Regions from separate parts of the Homo sapiens genome. Here region 1 is linked to region 2. Evidence: chromatin contacts called from ENCODE Hi-C or POLR2A ChIA-PET data. All regions are on one chromosome and are shown on one strand. Each heading gives the region's core, a stretch centred on a gene start or an enhancer-like site at or near the end of the contact. The rest is flanking DNA. Distances are from core to core; before and after follow the strand shown.

Region 1 (3,633 bases), core at 181-2,680, 170 kb before region 2:
CCCCAGGGAAGCTCTGCCCTCTCCCCAGCGCAGTTTCGTCAGCTCTCAGGGGCAGAGGCAGACAACACACCAATGCATCAGGAGCATTTGAAACCTGCCAGAGTCCCCGAGGCAGGAGCTGCCCCCCGCAGGAGGGACTGAGGGCACAGCGCCAGCAGTGCCCGGGACCTTTTTCTCAGGGGTCTGGGTCCGCGCCCTGGTGACCTCACCACCACCCTCCCTGGAAGGAGCAGACCTGGGCCTCTGACAGGCTCGCTGGGCCACGCCTGCCACCAACCCGGCCTTTGCCGGGGCCTCGTGGCCGCCCACCCAGCACTCACCATGGCTCCTCAGGGCGGCCCTCGGCCTCTGGGGTGCAGGACTCCCCAGCATCCTGGGCACTGGCCTTCAGCGCCCGGACTCTTGCCCCCAGCTCCCGGGCCCGTTGCAGGCATGACGCAAGCTCAGAGATGGTGTCCTTCAGGGGGATCAGGGGACACGGTGCCGTCAGGCAGGCAGGCAGGCCGGCACCACTCAGCCCTCCCGCATCTGCCCCAGGCCCCGCCCCTCACCTGGTCCTGCGCGGATGTCAGGTGGGGCGGCTGACCTGCTGCCGGGGTGGATTTCTTTATCTTCTGGCCCGGAGAAGGGCAGGCTGGGATGTCTGGGGCCTCGGGGGTACTGGGGCTGGAAACCTGGTGGGAGGGACCCCAAGGGTGAACTCATGACAAGACCTGGTGCTCCTGGCTCTGCAGAGGACCCCGAAGGATCAGAAGCCGCTCTGAGTTAACTGGGACGGGCATGGCTGGGGGGCTTAGGACTTCCCGTAGATGGTGGTCTGTGCTAAGGCCGGGGACACAGCCTTGCTCTCGTCTTCCGGGGCCGTTTCCAGGTCGGACCCCTGCCCTGGCCTCGCAGAGAAGCTGGACTTCCAGCCCCATCATCGGATCCCGGTGCAAGCCCCCCAGTGCCTCCTGCTCATCTCAGGAGCCAGCCAAGTCCCCAGTGGTGGCAGGGCGCCCCCAGGATCCCCCGGCCTGTCCCAGAGTTCCCTGCGCCCCGTCCCCCCCGCCTGTTTCCCCGCCCCCGTCCCTCCGCCTCAGTTTCCCCGAGCCCTGCCCCCCGGGCCTCAGTCTCCCCGCCCCCAACTCCCCGGCCTCAGTCTCCCCACGCCCCTCACCTCGTCCACCGACAGCCGCAGTCTCCTGCGGGCCGGTGGCCTGGCCTGGTCGCGTCCGGGGGCGGCGGGCGGGCGGGCGCGCTTGCGGCTGCCACTGGTAGCGGAGGCCGGGGCGCGGAGTGCGGGCCTGGCGGGGCTGGGGGTGCGGCAGGCCAGCTTGGGCGGCGCGATGCGGGGGGGCCCGGGGCGGCGGCGCGCGAAGAAGTCGGTGACGCGGCGCTGCTCCATGGCGGCGGAGTGCGCGGCGAAAGCAAGGAAAGAAGGAAGGGAGGAAGAGGCGGGCGCGGTTCCCGCCAAATTTCCCGCGGGCGCCCTGGCCCCGCCCCCGGCGCGGACCGAACCATCGGGGCAGAGCACGGGGGGAGGGAAGGGACGGGGCGCGCATGCGCGCTGGTGGGCGCGGGCACCGGCTTGGCCGCGCGCATGCGCCGACGTGCGGGCGTGGACTCGCCGGCGGGCGCCGTCGTGCGTGGGACTTTAGCGCGGTCTCCGGATCCCGCGTGTGGCTCCCACTTTTCAGGGCGTGTCAGTGGGGCCGCTGGCTTCAGGGTCAGAATGAGCGCAATCCAGGCAAACAGCAGCGCGCGCCTGACAAAACCCCGGCGCTGCCCGGGGGAGCCGAGGACGGCGCGGCCTGGGGGGCTGCAGGCTCGAGCTGGTAAAGGCGCTTCCCCCGCGGGCCGCACGCTCCTTATTTCTTTTTTTAAAACTATTTCTGGCTGGGCGCGGTGGCTCACGCCTGTAATCCCAGTACTTTGGGAGGCCGAGGCGGGCGGATCATGAGGTCAGGAGATCGAGACCATCCTGGCTAACACGGTGAAACCCCGTCTCTACTAAAAATACAAAAAATTAGCCGGGCGTGGTGGTGGGCACCTGTGGTCCCAGCTACTCAAAAGGCTGAGGCCTGAGAATGGCGTGAACCCCGTGGGGCGGAGCCTGCAGTGAGCCGAGATCGCGCCACTGCACTCCAGCCTGGGCGACAGCGAGACTCCGTCTCAAAAAAAAAAAAAAAACTATTTCTATCGAGGCGGAGATTACGTTGCCGGGTGGTCTCGAACTCCCCGGTTCAGTGATCCGCTCTCTTGGAACTGCCCCCTCCCAAAGCGCTGCGATCACAGGCGTGGCCTCCGCGATCCGCGTTGCTCGCTTTTTAAAAGGGTGGATTTGATATGTGAATTATTTCTCAATCAAGCTATTACATGGAAACGAAGAAAAGGGGCCGGGCGCGATGGTTCACGCCTGTAATCCCAGCACTTTGAAAGGCCGAGGCGGGCGGATCACCTGAGGTCAGGAGTTCGAGACCAGCCTGACCAACATGGTAAAACCCCCTCTCTACTAAAAATACAAAAATTAGCCAGGCGTGGTGGCGGGCGCCTGTAATTCCAACTGCTTGGGGGGCTGAGGCAGCAGAATCGCTTGAACCCGGGAGGCGAAATGGCGCCACTGCACTTCAGCCTGAGCGAAAGAGCGAGAAACTCCGTCTCAAAAAAAAAAAAAAAAAAAAAAAAGGAAAGAAAAGAAACTGCCTTTAGCATGGCTGAGGGCTGAGATTTTAAAGTTTTAGTTCTTAAAACCTATAGCGCTCCTATCTGGGAAACGGCCTAGAGCGCGGTTTATCTGGAGAGCCCGAGCCACAGCCACTCCTTCCAGAGACGCCAATAAGCAGGGCCAGGCGCAGCGCTGCGGAAGTCCCCCGCAAAGCAATGCGGGCCGCCGGGGCCTGGAGGCCTGCGAGGGAAGGGGACGCGGGTGGAGGCGGCCAGGGCTCAGAGGAGGGCTTCTGTTTTCCCATTTTCCAAGTTTTCTGTAAAAAGCGTGAATTGTGCCTATTTTTTTTTAAGTTAAAGGAATAGAAACCGGTTTGATGATGCAACTGGTGCTTGCAAAATACCTCAAAGGTGGCCTGCACGGTGGCTCACGCCTGTAATCCCAGCACTTTGGGAAGTCGAGGCGGGCGGATCACTTGAGGTCAGGAGTTCAAGACCAGCCTGGCCAACATGGCAAAACCCCGTCTCTACAATAAATACAAAAATTAGCCGGACGTGATGGCAGGCACCTGTAATCTCTGCTACTCAGGATCCCGCCACTACACTCCAGCAGCCTGGGCAACAGAGCGAGACTCCATCTCCAAAACAAAACACCTCAAAAGTGAGGACGTTCATAAGTGGGGGGATGGGGAGGGCGTGGTGAGGCATTTGTTTTCCATCTGTATATAAGGGATCAGCACCTAGACCTGTGTTTTGCAAGCAGCTGGTAGCAAATTTTTAGTGGGTCAAGAAATAAATATGGAAGACTGAGACCCACATTTTTTAAAGCTACGTTTTGTTGAAAAGTTTTGTTTTGGTACACGTGCTTTTTTTTTTTTTTTTTTTGATCACCCAGGCTGGAGTGAAGTAGCTTAGCCTCCACTCCTGGGCTAAAGGAATCCCCCTGCCTTGGCCTCCCAAGTAGCTGGGGCTACAGGCGTGAGCCAC
Region 2 (3,493 bases), core at 734-3,233:
GGAAGGACACCCCAGAATTGGGTCCATGGCTGGCCTGGACCAGGGCTGAACGGGAGAATGTCGCATTGAATGTTGGCCTCTGGGGATGTGTTCATCAGTTTAATAATACACGTACACTTAAATAATTGTTTAAGAAACAGGGGTACTTCCAAGGAGGTTGGGAAGAGGCAGCCTGCGGGGGCCTGAGGCCAGTGATAGGGTAAGGGAAGCCGGGAGCAGGACAGGGAGCCAAGGTACAGGCAGCCGTGTGACACCTTTTCTGCAGCTTTAAGGGCTGGAAGAGGTGCTGAGCTCCTTCTACCCCCAACTACTGAGGCTGGAGATGAGGAGAACAGTGGGGGGCTGTCCTCCAGACACGGGGAATGCCCAGACCCCAAGGGTAGTGTTGGGGGAGGCATATAAATAACAATAAATACACATAAATAGGGGGTGCCCTCTGGGGAGCACACGTGTCCAGTCTAGGGGCCCCACGGCCTCGGCGGTCACACTGAACGGGGCAGCACGCAGGTGCAGCCGACGGGGACGTGGATGAACTCGGTGTGGAAGGCAAAGGCCCCAGGTGTGGGGAGCCCCGAGCCGTCGCGGGAGCAGGGCCGGCGGCGCAGCACCAGCAGGCTCTGGAGCAGCCGCACGGAGTTGAGCGCAGCTGTCTCGCGGCCCGTCCGTGCATCGATACAGCCTCTGCACAGGCACTCGGCGAAGGCCAGCTTCTGTGGATAGCGGTCCTCATCCGTGTCCACACTGCGGGACGGGGTGCACAGTGAGTCTCTGGCCCTACCCTGTCCTCCTGGAGGCCCCTCTCCCCTCAGGGCCCCTCTCCGTGTACTCAGGATAGGACCTGAGGCAGCGAGGGCTGAGCCACACGGGCTTGGGGTGCAGTCGGGCTCACATGTGGTGGTAATCCACGTCTCCCCAGGGCCCTCCAAGAGCACAGAGCAGGGTCCGGAGGCCTCTAGGAGCCTCCCTTCCACTTCATCACCCAGCCCCACTTCTGCAGGAGCTCAGGTGACGGGCCCAGAATTTCCCCAGGGGACCCTGGCCACCTAGGACAGTGGGAGGCAGGGCACGGCCAGCCGCAAGCAGCAGCTCAGCCGTCCAGGTCAGGAGGGCCGGAGGGAGGGAGCTCAGGTGGCCACGCCCACTTGACAGGTGAGAACCACCAAGGCCCAGAGAGCTCTCCGGGCAGTCAGGGCCCCGCCAGGGGAGGGGCAGCCCCACGCCACAGCGGAATCCCCAGGTCCTCACCGGTATCTCCAGGGTGAGATGGAGCGCTGGTGGGTGTCTGCCTCCAACACCTCCTCCGGCCGCAGCACCGGGCACTGGGTCGTAGCTGAGGGCCTCTCGTGCCTCCCCCTGTGGCTTGCTGCCTCCAGGCTGGACACCAGGGCTACAGGCAAAGCCTGCCCCCACTTGGCACCTCGAGCCAGCAGGTGTGGGGGGGCCTGGCCGAGGGGCAGTTCCTCAGCCGAGTAGCAGTGTGGGGTACCGTGACTGTGGGGGTGCCCCCTGAGGGAGGGGTCATGGTGGGCCAGGCATGTGTGCAGCCAGGTCAGAAACAGGAGGCCGGGGAGGAGCTGGTGAAACAGGCAGGTGGGTGGTTAGGAGGTGCCCAGGGCAGGGGGCACCTCACTTCCACCTCAGCTTTCCTTGTTCCCAGCGGAAAGATGGAGTACAGCCCTCCCTCTATAGATGGGGAAACTGAAGCCCAGAGAGGCTAGCCCTTCAGCCCAAGACACCCAGCATGCCAGCGCTCCGAGGATCTGCAGCTGCCTCCCCTACCCCCAGACTGAGGGGTTTCCCAGACCCCATCCCAACACCCTCCTCCCAGGCTCAGAGAACCCCAGCCCTTCCATGCCAGGCTGCACATCCAAGCAGCATCCATCCGAGCGGCATGTGGAGAGGCTCACCGTCATGGTGGCGGCAGCGGGGCAGGCTGGGCTTGGAGCGGCCTGCACACCTGGCGGCAATCCCACAGGTGCACCTGGCCATGCACCTGGCAGCAGCCGCTCTTATACCTGAGGCCACACCTGGGGGAAATTCCGGCACCACTTCCTCCTCGGGAAGTGCCCAGCTGGGGCGCTTCTTCCTTCTCTGGTCCCCGCAGCCCCCGCCTGCTGTGCATCAGGACACAGACATGCAAGGAGGCCCCGGGAGGCGCTGTCCTGTTACCCCCCTCCCCCGAGAGAGACTCCGCCCAACCTGAGCACCTACACAGGGTGCTGCCTTGTCTGACATTCTCAAACTTTTTTTTTTTTTTTGAGACAGGGTCTTGCTGTCACCCGAGCTGGAGGGAAATGGTGCTGTCCCAGCTCACTGCAACCTCCACATCCCAGGTTCAAGCGATTCTCCTGCCTCAGGCTTCCGAGTAGCTGGGATTACAGGCACCCCCCACCATGCCTGGCTAATTTTTGTATTTTTAGTACAGACAGGGTTTTGCCATATCGGCCAGGCTGGTCTGAGGCTCCTGACCTCAAGTGATCTGCTCGCCTTGGCCTCCCAAAGTGCTGGGATTACAGGAGTGAGCCACTGCGCCCAGCCTTGAACCTCCTATAAGAGGGTTTCTGCTTGCGTATCCGTCAGCACCTTGCTGATTCAACTTGTAGGTTTTCATCTGGACCTGATGGTGGCGGGGCGCTTTTGCACCCTATACAGTTCTTCTCCGTCTGCTGCTGGTGGGTGCCAAGGGTGGTTCAGTGTTTTAGCTGAGATGGTCAAGATCAGGTGAGGCTCACGTGCCCCCTTCACCCAGGTGGGAGAGGTCCCGGAGATGGGGGAGGCAGGCACGTCTTCAGGTCTCTGTTGGGTTTCTGTGTTGTTTTTTTTTTTGTTGTTTTTTTGAGGCGGAGTCTGACTCTGTCGCCCAGGCGGGGAGTACAGTGGTGCGATCTCGGCTCACTACAAGCTCAGCTTCCTGGGTTCACGCCATTCTCCTGCCTCAGCCTGCCGGGTAGCTGGGACTACAGGCGCCCGCCACCACACCTGGCTAATTTTTTTGTATTTTTAGTAGAGACGGGGTTTCACCATGTTAGCCAGGATGGTCTCGATCTCCTGACCTCGTGATCTGCCCACCTCGGCCTCGCAAAGTGCTGGGATCACAGGCATGAGTCACTGCACCCGGCCTGGGCTTCTGTGGTTTTATTGAGAAAAAAGTTCAAGCTAAAAAGTCTGAGTTGGAGGTGTGAGGAGTGAGGTGTGAGGTGTGAATGAGGCATGAGGCGTGAGGCGTGAGGTGTGAGGTGTGACCAGCACACACAGGAAGCTTTATGTAAGCGGGGCCGGGAGCTGCCTTTGGCCTCCTTGATCGGTGAGGCTGGCTGGGGGTGGGGGCGCTGGAGGTGCCTTTGTTTCCCCGGAAAGGGACAGCTGCAGCCAGAACTTGGGAAGGTTTGAATGCCGGGGGTTTGACGTCATCCTGAGGAGGGTTGTCCTGGAGTCCCCAGGGCCCCTGGCCACATCAGAGGTGGGGGAATCTGTCCGCCCTGGTCCCCTCAGC

Evidence for each region. Hi-C counts contacts between places; a loop is a spot of excess contacts on that map. ChIA-PET counts read pairs that join two places held with the same protein, here RNA polymerase II (POLR2A). Pooled maps may share reads with other maps.
Region 1: a loop to region 2 is called in a pooled map, with 2.4 times the contacts of the local background. The contact joins the promoter of CDT1 here to the promoter of IL17C in region 2. A Hi-C loop is called at or near these places in 2 of 37 single-sample maps with no recorded cell type and 4 of 50 pooled maps. POLR2A ChIA-PET finds 5 or more read pairs at or near these places in 8 of 52 experiments (AG04450, BJ, CD4-positive, alpha-beta memory T cell and 5 more).

Annotation. Positions count from the first base shown.
Region 1 is chr16:88,801,586-88,805,218 of GRCh38, reverse strand. CDT1 (chromatin licensing and DNA replication factor 1) reads right to left here and starts at 1,430. Exons shown (of 10, transcript NM_030928.4): 1 at 1,160-1,430; 2 at 552-674; 3 at 321-457. The coding sequence starts at 1,387. RefSeq lists enhancers at 1-882, 1,601-2,176 and silencers at 1,239-1,348, 1,429-1,668.
Region 2 is chr16:88,637,062-88,640,554 of GRCh38, reverse strand. It overlaps IL17C (interleukin 17C), which reads right to left and starts at 1,983. Exons shown (of 3, transcript NM_013278.4): 1 at 1,908-1,983; 2 at 1,246-1,574; 3 at 87-741. The coding sequence starts at 1,913. The coding sequence ends at 483. It overlaps LOC124903755 (a long non-coding RNA gene), which reads right to left. Exons shown (of 2, transcript XR_007065181.1): 2 at 3,121-3,493.